Linked DNA regions of Homo sapiens: all the other regions are linked to region 3. Evidence: read pairs that join two places in POLR2A ChIA-PET (ENCODE). Cell type or tissue: GM12878. All regions are shown on one strand. Region 1 overlaps DMKN (dermokine). Region 2 has its middle 14 kb from the start of FFAR2. Region 3 overlaps CD22 (CD22 molecule). Region 4 has its middle 13 kb from the start of LINC01531.

Region 1 (2,500 bases), 180 kb after region 3:
TAATATGATTCCTCTAAGAATCCTAATGGCACTCTCTTTTGGAACTGGTCCAAACACTGACATTTTTTTAGGAGAATGAAAGTTTAAGAATAGGTAAGAAAACACTGGAAAAGATAAATGGTAAGTGAAGATAAGAGGTAGATAGTAACATACTCTAAAGCTACCATAAATAAAGCAGTCCTGTCCGACAGAATTCCCAGAAACTCCCCAAAATACTAAGGTATTTACAAGAGGCATTTTAAATCAGTGGTTGAAGTGATTGAATACATGGGAATGGGAATATCAGTGAAGTATTTTGGGGGAAAATTTTAGTTCTAGCTCATCAATTTCCTCCTCTCTGTTTTTAACCAGTTTTCCCCTCATAAAGGAGGACACAGCTCGGATACAAAGCGTAGGGTAAGTCTGGTTAGATGGAGGGGTGGGACTAGACAGCATATAGGAAAACAAAGTCCAGATGCATCCCAGTTAAACTGAAAAAGTGAAATTGCAGGAGTATGCATAGTGCTAGAAGAAAATTACCTTAAAGCGGTACACCAAGAGCAAAAACCATAGAGGAAAAGATGGCTGCTTTTTGACTACTTATATACTTAAAACTGAGGTATATTAAAAAACTAGAAAAGTCCGAGTGCAGTAGCTCATGCCTGTAATCCCAGCACTTTGAGAGGCAGAGGCGGACAGATCACCTGAGATCAGGAGTTTGAGACCAGCCTGGCCAACATGGTGAAACCCCATCTCTACTAAAAATACAAAAAAAAATTAGCCAGAGGTGGTGGCTGGCGTCTGTAATCCCAGCTACTCGGGAGGCTGAGGTAAGAGAATCGCTTGAACCCAGGAGGTGGAGTTTCCAGTGAGCTCAGATCGCACCACTGCCCTCCAGCCTGGGTAACAGAGCGGGACTCCATCTCAAAAAGGAAAAAAACACAAACTAGAAAGAGGGTTACAAATGGGAAGAAATTTTTTTTTAAAAAAACCAGTTTGTTCCCATAAAAGGTTAGTATCCCTCATAGATTATCTAAAAAGAGATGTCTCTACTCAGCCCCAGCACCTCCGGTCTGGCCTTGCCCCTGGCCACGTGGGTCCTTTCCCACCAACGCCTCACCCAGGAGCTTGTTAGCAACGCGGCTAACAGGCTCAGCCCCACCCAGCCCTGTTAGAGCAACCTGCACTTTCACAAGATCTCCGTGACACTAACTCTCAGCACCACAGGTGCTGACATAAAGCCCACATTTCCAGCATAACTGGGGGGAATGTTTTTCCAAAGCACTCTGAATCCCCCAGAGTTCACCACAGTCTGTTCCCCGGCTGGATAGAGGACATTTAAGACAATTGTGCTTCTAAAAGGACCGGTTTACATGGAATTTCTCCCAGCCCCATCTGTGGTATAAGGTGAGGTATATCACAGCAAGATTTGCAATTAATTAGTACTTTGGAAATCGTTAGCATTTTTAGGAGTGCATTTGGTTTCTTCTGCCGAAATAGTCAGTTCCCTGCAGACAAGGCAGGAGGGGGTTGAGCAGAGTTGAGTTAGGAGGAGTGGGCACAGTCCTGGGCAGGAACTGCAGTCCCCAGGAGACTTAAGAGACTTTGGCTCTCACCTGAATCCCAGATTCCCCGCTCCCGCGGGCTTCATTCCCTGGCTTTTCACACTGCCGGGGAGAGAAAGGGGAGACTTTCCCTCAGTCCCCTCCCAGACCAGTCCCAGCCCCAAAATGGCAGCATTTTAACCCTGGGGCGAGCCGCTTCCGCTCCACCTCCGCGGCCATCCAGCCCCATCTCCGCGGAGCCTTGGCTCCCCGATCCTGCGAGTGAAACCAGCTGCTCTCCTTTTCCTTCCCGCGGTTGGTGGGAGATTCACGCCAGCCACTCACCCCGGGTTTATGTCCATTTCCTCCGCCGCTCCCACCGTGGTTGCCGGAGGAGGAGCCGGTGCTGGATCCCTGCAGGGGAAAGCAAGATTTCAAACGCTGTCCTAAAGGACCTAAAGGGGACCCAGTCGTTCCCAGCGGTGTTACAGATTTGTTGGAACCCCAATCAGATTCCAGTCCTCTTTCCAACCTCCAGACCTTCCCCCTCTTTAGCCTGTTGGTCGCTGCAGGAAGTTATTCCGAGCATGGAGAAGGCCAGGTGTGGCCGAGGGTATTCGGAACTACGCAATGATTTGGAGAACCTGAGCTGCTGCCCACCGCAGGCCGGGGGTGGGAACCCCTGGAGCCCGGCCGCGCAGTAGCCGCGATCCTGCCACCAGGGGGCAGCAAGTGGAAGGGACCCTAGAGCCCTCACCTGGGAGCGGCCGTAGCTGCCTTGGTCACCATTCCCAGAACTGCCCTAGATGGGGGAGAGGAGGATCATACGGGGAGCGGCGCATGAGAGCAGCTCAGGTTATTCGGCTTATTGTGTCCACGCACCTCCTCCTGTCTGACACTTTTCCCGACCCCCGAGGAAGCCAGATGTGGCTCCCTCTCCAGCTCGACTCCAAGACACGGGATGGGAGAGGCCGTCA
Region 2 (2,500 bases), 130 kb after region 3:
AACCTTGCTGCGCTTTCGTTTTCTCACGAGAATTTTTTTTTTTTCTTTGAGACGGAGTCTCGCTCTGTCGCCCAGGCTGGAGTAGAGTGGCATCATCTCAGCTCACTGCAACCTCCGTCTCCCCGGTTCAAGCAATTCTTGTGCCTCGCCCTCCTAAGTAGCTGGGATTACAGGCATGCGCCACCACTCCCAGCTAATTTTTGTATTTTTAGTAGAGACGGGCTTTCACCATGTTGGCCAGGTTGGTCTTGAATTCCTGACCTCAAGTGATCCACCCGCCTCAGCCTCCCAAAGTGCTGGGATTACAGGCGTGAGCCACTGAGCCTGGCCTCTCACAAGATTTAAAAAAAAAAAAAGGCCAGGTGCAGTGGCTCACACCTGTAATCCTAACACCTTGGGAGGCCAAGGTAGAAGGATCACTTGAGACCAGGTGTTTGAGACCAGCCTGGGCAACAGAGTAAGACCCCATCTCTAAATAAATAAATAAATAAATAAATAAATAAATAAATAAATAAATAAATAAATATAGTTGATTTTAAAAAAGAAAAAGAAAAAAATGAAATTATTAAATAAAATAAATTAGCCAGGCATGGTGGCACACACCTGTAGTCCCAGCTACTTGGGAGGCTGAGGAGGGAGGACTGTTGGAACCCAGGAGGTGGAGGCTGCAGTGAGCCACTGTACTCCAGCCTGAATGACAGAGTGAGACCCTGACCCAAAAAATATATAAGTAAGAAATAAAAGAAGAAAAAAATAGGGCTAACAGCACCTACATCATCATGTTATTATGAGGATGAAACGAATTTCATATTGTACCTCCAAAGCACTTAGAAAAGTGTCTCGCACTGGAGATGCCAAATACATGTTTAACCATGGAAATGTTTTAAAACTGTAATTCCATTCTTCTGCTCGAAGGCCTCCAGATACTTCTCATGATCCTCAGAGTAAAATCCCATGCCTTCCCCAAAGCCAGCAAGGCCCCTGATGCATCTAGCACTTGGCTCTCACCCAACCCAGCTCATCCCTACTCCCTTCCTCCAAGCCCTCCTCCAGCTCCCTTCACTCTTCCTTTTTTGTTACCGACAGCTCACTAAGCTCCTTCTCCTTGTGGTTCCCTTTTCGTGGAGCCCTCGTTCCCCAGGTACTCATCCAGCTGAATTTCCCCTCTTTGAGGCTGCCTGTGACTCAAATTTTATTTCCTCAAAGGACTTCCCCCTCCACCACTCCTAAGTGGCTTCCCTTTTGACACATTCACATAATACCTAGTTGCTGACTTCGCTGGGTGTATCATTAGCTGATAGCATCTATTTTTGTCTACTTGTTATTTTTATCCGTTAGACTTGCACATCCCTTAATGCATCAAATGGTTGACTGTGAAAAACAACTTCCTTCCCCTCTCTCTCCACCACAGTCACTTACCGCTTCCTGGAGGCAGCTGCTGCTACCTCTTGTCAGCAAAATATTTATCCCTCCATGCCTTTAAGGGGCTTGCTTATTTTACTGTATTTCTTCATTTCTCAATATAAGGTTTCATCTGTTAAATTATTCTGTGGCAGATGAAGATTATGCTCTTATTCTTTTCCCAATATGTACAACACCCTTCCCGCCCTGTCTTCCCGATCTGCTCCCATTGTCACTATGTTAGAAAATATTCAGTGTTTGCATAATCGTGACTACATCGATGTTAATGACATTGGAGCTCTGTAGTAAATAACAGCTCCTTTTTTTTTTTTTCTTGAGACAGAATCTCACTCTGTCACCCAGGCTGGAGTGCAGTGGCACGATCTCAGCTCACTGCAACTTCCACCTCCCAGGTTCAAGCAATTCTCCCTGCCTAAGCCTCCCGAGTAGCTGGGATTACAGGTGCCCGCCACCTAGCCTGAATAATTTTTATTTTTAGTAGAGACTGAGTTTCACTGTGTTAGCCAGGATGGTCTCGATCTTCTGACCTGGTGATCCGCCTGCCTCGGCCTCCCAAAGTGCTGGGATTACAGGTGTGAGCCACCGCGCCCAGCCAGTTCCTTTTTTATCCTGCACAACTTTCCTCCCAAAACCCCTGGAATTAATAATCACCTTATTTTTTCATGTGTTTAGTCTACATGTTTACCACGAATTCAACCCCAAACTCTTTGTCAATGTTCTTGTCTCCTCTCAAGAACTTCAGGGGTTTTAGGAGGATACAGATTTCATCTCCCTGAAGAAATGTGTCTTGGAACTTTCTGACCTGTTCCAGTCTGCCTGGGTGGTGGTTTATGCCAGGTGTATAGCTCATGCTTGAAGCTCTTTTTTTTTTCTTTTAGATGGAGTCTCGCTCTGTTGCCCAGGCTGGAGTGCAGTGGTTTGATCTTGGCTCACTGCAACCTCTGCCTCCTGGGTTCAAGCAATTCTGTTGCCTCAGCTTCCCGAGTAGCTGGGATTACAGGTGCGTGCCTTCATGCCCAGCTAATTTTTCTTGTATTTTTAGTAGAGACGGGGTTTCACCATGTTGGTCTTGAACTCC
Region 3 (2,500 bases):
GCGGCCAGATGGCTCAAAGACAAACTCTCCCCTGCTCAGGCTTGCACCCAGACACGACACCATGCATCTCCTCGGCCCCTGGCTCCTGCTCCTGGGTAAGGACTGTGGCCTGGGCTAGTACTGGGGTTCTGGGATGTCAGTGGGCACTGGAGGAGGAGGAAAGACCCAGGCAGAGAGGCGTCAACATAGGGTAGGGTGGGGGCAGCGGTGTGTATAGATAAATGTACATACAAATATATATGTTTCCCATATATACATACACTTCTCTCATTGCATCCTGCTGTCTTTGTGTATCTCTGTATTTCTCCCACTATCTTCAGAGGGAATTCTTTAGTCTTTAGAAAGCTCTCTGCTGGGTGCAGTGGCTCATGCCTGAAATCTCAGCACTTTGTGAGGCTGAGGTGGGAGGATCACTTGAGGTCAGGAGTTCAAGGCCAGCTTGGACAACATAGCAAGACCCCTATCTCTAAAAAGAATAAAAAATTAAACAAATTTTAAAATAAAAAATAACTTTTAAAAGAAGGCTCTCATGCCCCCTTAGTAATGCTTTCTGATCACTGTGGTGAGTTCTAGAATACTTGGCTTTCTCTGACTCAAGTAAATGGGTTTTTGAGCACCCTGAAACCCTCTACGCCTGGGAGGGGGCCTGCGTCTGGATCCCCTGCACCTACAGAGCCCTAGATGGTGACCTGGAAAGCTTCATCCTGTTCCACAATCCTGAGTATAACAAGAACACCTCGAAGTTTGATGGGACAAGACTCTATGAAAGCACAAAGGATGGGAAGGTTCCTTCTGAGCAGAAAAGGGTGCAATTCCTGGGAGACAAGAATAAGAACTGCACACTGAGTATCCACCCGGTGCACCTCAATGACAGTGGTCAGCTGGGGCTGAGGATGGAGTCCAAGACTGAGAAATGGATGGAACGAATACACCTCAATGTCTCTGGTAAGGCCTTCGGGGAGCGGGTCCTCTGCTCTGGGCAGGGGTGAGTGGGAGGCAGGAAATACCTGACTCCTGGCACAGAGCTCACAAACCGAGCTTCCTGCAGAGCTCAGGCAGGGGACGCCAGCGGATGACGATGGCGATGCAGCAGCACTAGACAGAGCTGCGGGACCTCGGATGTCCCATCTGACCCTCAGTTCCTGCCCCTCTGGGACCTGGATTCCAAAGTTATCGGATCTCCTGATCTTTCCCTCTTTCTTTCTCACCATGTATTTTTCAGCTTTTGTGACAAACTCGTGTTTGGCCTTAGTACTGGAACCATCCAAGCACCGCATTCCTTTAGTGGGGTGGGTCTGCATGTAACCAGCCTCAGCTCTCCCCCAGGCTGGACCGCCCCCTTCAGACATTGGGGTCTGAAGCTGCATCGCTCACCCCAAACTTAGGGCTGCTCAGAGCTCCCTATAGAGGAAACTGGGTGTGGAACGGAGTAACCACACTCCCTAGGGCAGAGGCCCCAGACCTGTGTTTGATGGGTCAAATCCACCCCTACATGTGCAGTGCCATAACTGAGCCTGTGTTATAAAAATCATAAAATGTTTGTTTTACTTTTTTTCCTCTTCTTTTCCCCTTCCCCTTCCTTTCCCTTTTTATGAGACAGGGTCTCGCACTGTCATCACCCAGGCTGGAGTGCAGTGGCGCGATCTCAGCTCACTGCAGCCTTGATCTCCCGGGTTCAAGCAATCCTCCCACCTCCAAAGTAGCTAGGATCACAGGTGCATGCCACCATGCCCAGCTAACTTTTTAATTTGTTGTAGAAATGGGTCTTGCTATGTTGCCAGGCTGGTCTTGAACTCCTGGCCTCAAGCAATCCTCCTGCTTCAACCTCTCAAAGCATTAGGATTACAGGCATGAGTCACCGCACCCGGCCTGATCTTCTGATTTTTCAAGAGACGATGGAAATCTAGATTTTCCAGTGAAATCTCCCAGCATGTTAATGTTCATGGCAAGTTCTCATGAGCTCTTCAAGGTCAGATGACACTGTTGTTGAACCCCAAAGGCCAGGTTTGAGCTCCCGATGCGTAGTCAGCCAAACACTGACACCTCAGTGCTTAGAAGCTGAGATAGGATTATTTAATTTAGCCAAAGCAAGGGGACAGAAGAGAGAAACTCTCAAATCTGACCTGACTTTGAGCGTTAGTGGGGGCTTTTATGAGTAAAGTAGGTGTGCAGGAGGTGACCTCCCGATCGTCAAAGCTGTTGTGCCCCTCGGCTCATCAAATTTCTGGATGTCATCAAGGAGGTCTGTGTGACCTAAGGATCATTGTTCTTTGAAAGAGAGACAAGTTCATTTATCTTGCAGGCAGCTGCCAGGGAGTCAGGATGTAAGTTAAACAATTATGAGTGAATTAATGGTTACCTGCTACTGAAATGACCAAATGTAACTAATCATGCATGGAGGAAGGAAAGGACAAAGAGAAAAGAAAAGAAGTAAAACGAACATCTTATAATTTTTATAACATAGGTTCAGTTATAGCACTGCACATGTAGGGGTGGCTTT
Region 4 (2,500 bases), 85 kb after region 3:
AGTGAGCAAAGGCAGCCCCCTTATTTATTGGGTAACAAGAGCACGAGGAGGTGGCAACAATTGGTCAGCTGCTTAATTGATCAGAGGTTCATGTTGTTACTGACAGGCTTCTATTATGCCTAATCATAAGAAACATTTGTTCAGCTTCCAACAAAGCTGAAGTTTAAATGATGCAATTACATTCAGCACAGAGGAGTATCTCCCCCAATCCCACCATATAAAGAGAAAGCACATGCATGCAGGAGAGAAACAGTGAATGGAAGGCTAGGAAATCTTGGTCTTGGAGGAGAGTGCAGATTGGAGATAGAGGGAAGGGGAAAATAAGATGCTGGGATCTTGAGGGAGGATGTGGGGTGGTGGCCAAGCTCCCTGGTTCATGGGGATGAGAATGAAGCCTCTGTTGGCTCTGGGTCATGTGACATGGGCCAAGATAAGACATGGTTCCTGCAGAGAGATGGAGCGTGGTCTGTCTGTCTTGTGCTCATGTGTCTGTGTCAAATGGCTTCCGAGGGAACTAGAGCCACTTAGGTCTATGTGGTTTAAGGAAAGCACAAGTGAAAAGAAGCCAGGAATAGTGCAGAGGTAGGGGATGGGACACCAAGACATGAGGCCAGAGTGTGAGACAGAATCAGAGCTCCTGCCTGCAGAGAATGATGGGCTGTGTGAGGAGCCCTGGCCCTCTGCGGACATTTTAATAAGTGGCCCCACTTTCTTAGGTGCTCATGTGTCCGGGGATTCTAGGGAGGTTTTGTGAGGCTGAGCTAAAAAAAATAACCAATTCCAGCTAGGCACAGGGGCTCACGCCTGTAATCCCAGCCCTTTGGGAGGCTGGGGTGTGAGGATTGCTTAAGGCCAGGAGGTCAAGGCTACAGTGAGCCATGATTGTGCCGCTGCACTCCAGCCTGAGCAAGAGGGTGAGACCCTGTCTCAAGAAACAAGCAAACAAAAATAACCTATTCCACTTTGACCCTGAATAGGGAAAACTGACCAAACAAGGAGAGTAGCCAGAGGCAGGGATGGAAGCATAGGAGAAACTGGCAGTGGACAAGCTCCTTTGGAATAATCCACCAAGAGAGGAAATGAAACAGAATGCCTGAATGAATTATGAAAGCAGAACAAAGTCTGAAAGAATAATCAGGGCTTGAGATCTAGAAAGGATCAATGAGATTTGTGGGAACAGACTTTCAGGGGAAACACAGAGGGCTAAGCGGCCTGAGAAACAGCTCAACTCTTGACCTTCCTCTTCCTGACACATAGCAAGCTCAAGTGTAAAAGTTCTTGGTTCCTGGGGGATCCCGAAATGGCAGAGGTGGCTGTATCTATGCACCTTATTCAACAAGTTGGTAAAAGTCCACTTAAGGCTGATCACCAAGAGCTGCCTGCTTAGAAACAGGAGGAAGCTAGATACCTAAAATACTCCCAGCACGTCCTGGGAGATGACACCCTAAGCTCTCACCTGGGAAAGGAAAAGGATGAGAGACCCAGGTGACTGCAGGTTCACCTTGCTGGGGAACAAGGTTTTCTCACCTTCATTTCCAGTGCGGGAGGGAAACCAGAATAGCAAAAGATCAAGAAAACTGAACAAAAACTAGAAGAGAAATTGGTGGAGGGATGACAGAGGTTGAAATGGGAAGGCACCAAGCAGAATCAGGTATCCTCTACAGAGCAGAGAATTGCCCTGAGCACAGAATGCTATATCATTTTCTCAAAGTCACAGAGCTGGGAATTGCCAACAGTGGGACTGGGATCCAGATCTGCTCCCCTCATTACTTATTCTCCCTGGATTTCTCTTCAGAGTGGAGCAATGCCCTGGCATTCAACTCGTCTGTGATATGACAGTCCTCACACTCTGTGTAGTGACCTACTATGAGTGGTACCTGGGCGCTGCCTGCCTAGAATTCATCCCTCCTTCTTCTGGTAGCAGCATCCCAATTTTCCTCTAGTTAACCACTCCCCCTCTACTCTTGGTCTGTGGGATGTGGGGAGGGGGACAGGGGGAGAAGGGGAGGTTGGCCCCATTATCACTGCAGGGCATGCAACCCAGACTTGGCAATCTCAGTCCATCTAGAGTCAATCTTTTCTAGACTCTTCTAGACTAATTCAGAAAGCAGCTTTCTCTTTCCACAGGGTGGTTAGGAAGGTAGAAGGTAATCCTGGAGCTTCCCGCCACCACGCAGGAGGAATTTGCCTGAGAGCAAAGCCAGCATAGAGAAGCAGAGCTGAGTCATGGAGACAGGTGGCTGAAAGTTTCATTTCGGCATATGGATCTCACCATTCCTGAAGCCACTTTCAACTCTTCAATTTCATAGCTAATAAATTCTCATTTTTGCACAATTAGCTGAAGCAAGGTTTTTTGTTACCTGGAAGCAATGAATGCAAATGTTTTTTAGGTAATTTGTTAATAGTAATAAAAGATAAAGAATATAATAATAAAGAATAGGGGCATTTCCAGGGCCGGGCACAGTGGCTCACACCTGTAATCCCAGTACTTTGGGAGGCC

The links. ChIA-PET counts read pairs that join two places held together with the same protein. Peaks named below come from ENCODE experiments on the same cell type or tissue, not always from the same donor. Only the 100,000 strongest peaks of a DNase experiment are listed, where the experiment ranks them.
Region 1: POLR2A ChIA-PET joins it to region 3 with 12 read pairs; 2 of 35 experiments call an interaction of 5 or more read pairs at or near these places.
Region 2: POLR2A ChIA-PET joins it to region 3 with 14 read pairs; 8 of 35 experiments call an interaction of 5 or more read pairs at or near these places.
Region 4: POLR2A ChIA-PET joins it to region 3 with 11 read pairs; 4 of 35 experiments call an interaction of 5 or more read pairs at or near these places.

Annotation. Positions count from the first base shown.
Region 1 is chr19:35,508,316-35,510,815 of GRCh38, forward strand. DMKN (dermokine) reads right to left here. Exons shown (of 16, transcript NM_033317.5): 6 at 1,869-1,937; 7 at 1,596-1,646. Among named protein-coding and RNA genes, the nearest start is that of DMKN, 4.1 kb to the right of the region's middle. RefSeq lists an enhancer at 1,864-2,173. In GM12878, a CTCF peak has its summit at 2,234 (motif pointing right); DNase peaks (open chromatin) are centred at 1,117 and 2,168; H3K4me3 peaks cover 1,634 bases; H3K27ac peaks cover 1,316 bases.
Region 2 is chr19:35,461,468-35,463,967 of GRCh38, forward strand. No RefSeq gene overlaps it. Among named protein-coding and RNA genes, the nearest start is that of FFAR2, 14 kb to the left of the region's middle. In GM12878, a CTCF peak has its summit at 1,417; a DNase peak (open chromatin) is centred at 1,304; H3K4me3 peaks cover 391 bases; H3K27ac peaks cover 2,124 bases.
Region 3 is chr19:35,331,980-35,334,479 of GRCh38, forward strand. It overlaps CD22 (CD22 molecule), which reads left to right. Exons shown (of 14, transcript NM_001771.4): 2 at 40-95; 3 at 568-945. The coding sequence starts at 62. Among named protein-coding and RNA genes, the nearest start is that of CD22, 4.0 kb to the left of the region's middle. RefSeq lists a silencer at 1,326-1,535. In GM12878, a CTCF peak has its summit at 1,044; no DNase peak of the experiment used is centred here; H3K4me3 peaks cover 2,385 bases; H3K27ac peaks cover 2,500 bases.
Region 4 is chr19:35,417,049-35,419,548 of GRCh38, forward strand. No RefSeq gene overlaps it. Among named protein-coding and RNA genes, the nearest start is that of LINC01531, 13 kb to the left of the region's middle. In GM12878, no CTCF peak of the experiment used is centred here; a DNase peak (open chromatin) is centred at 1,213; H3K27ac peaks cover 2,301 bases.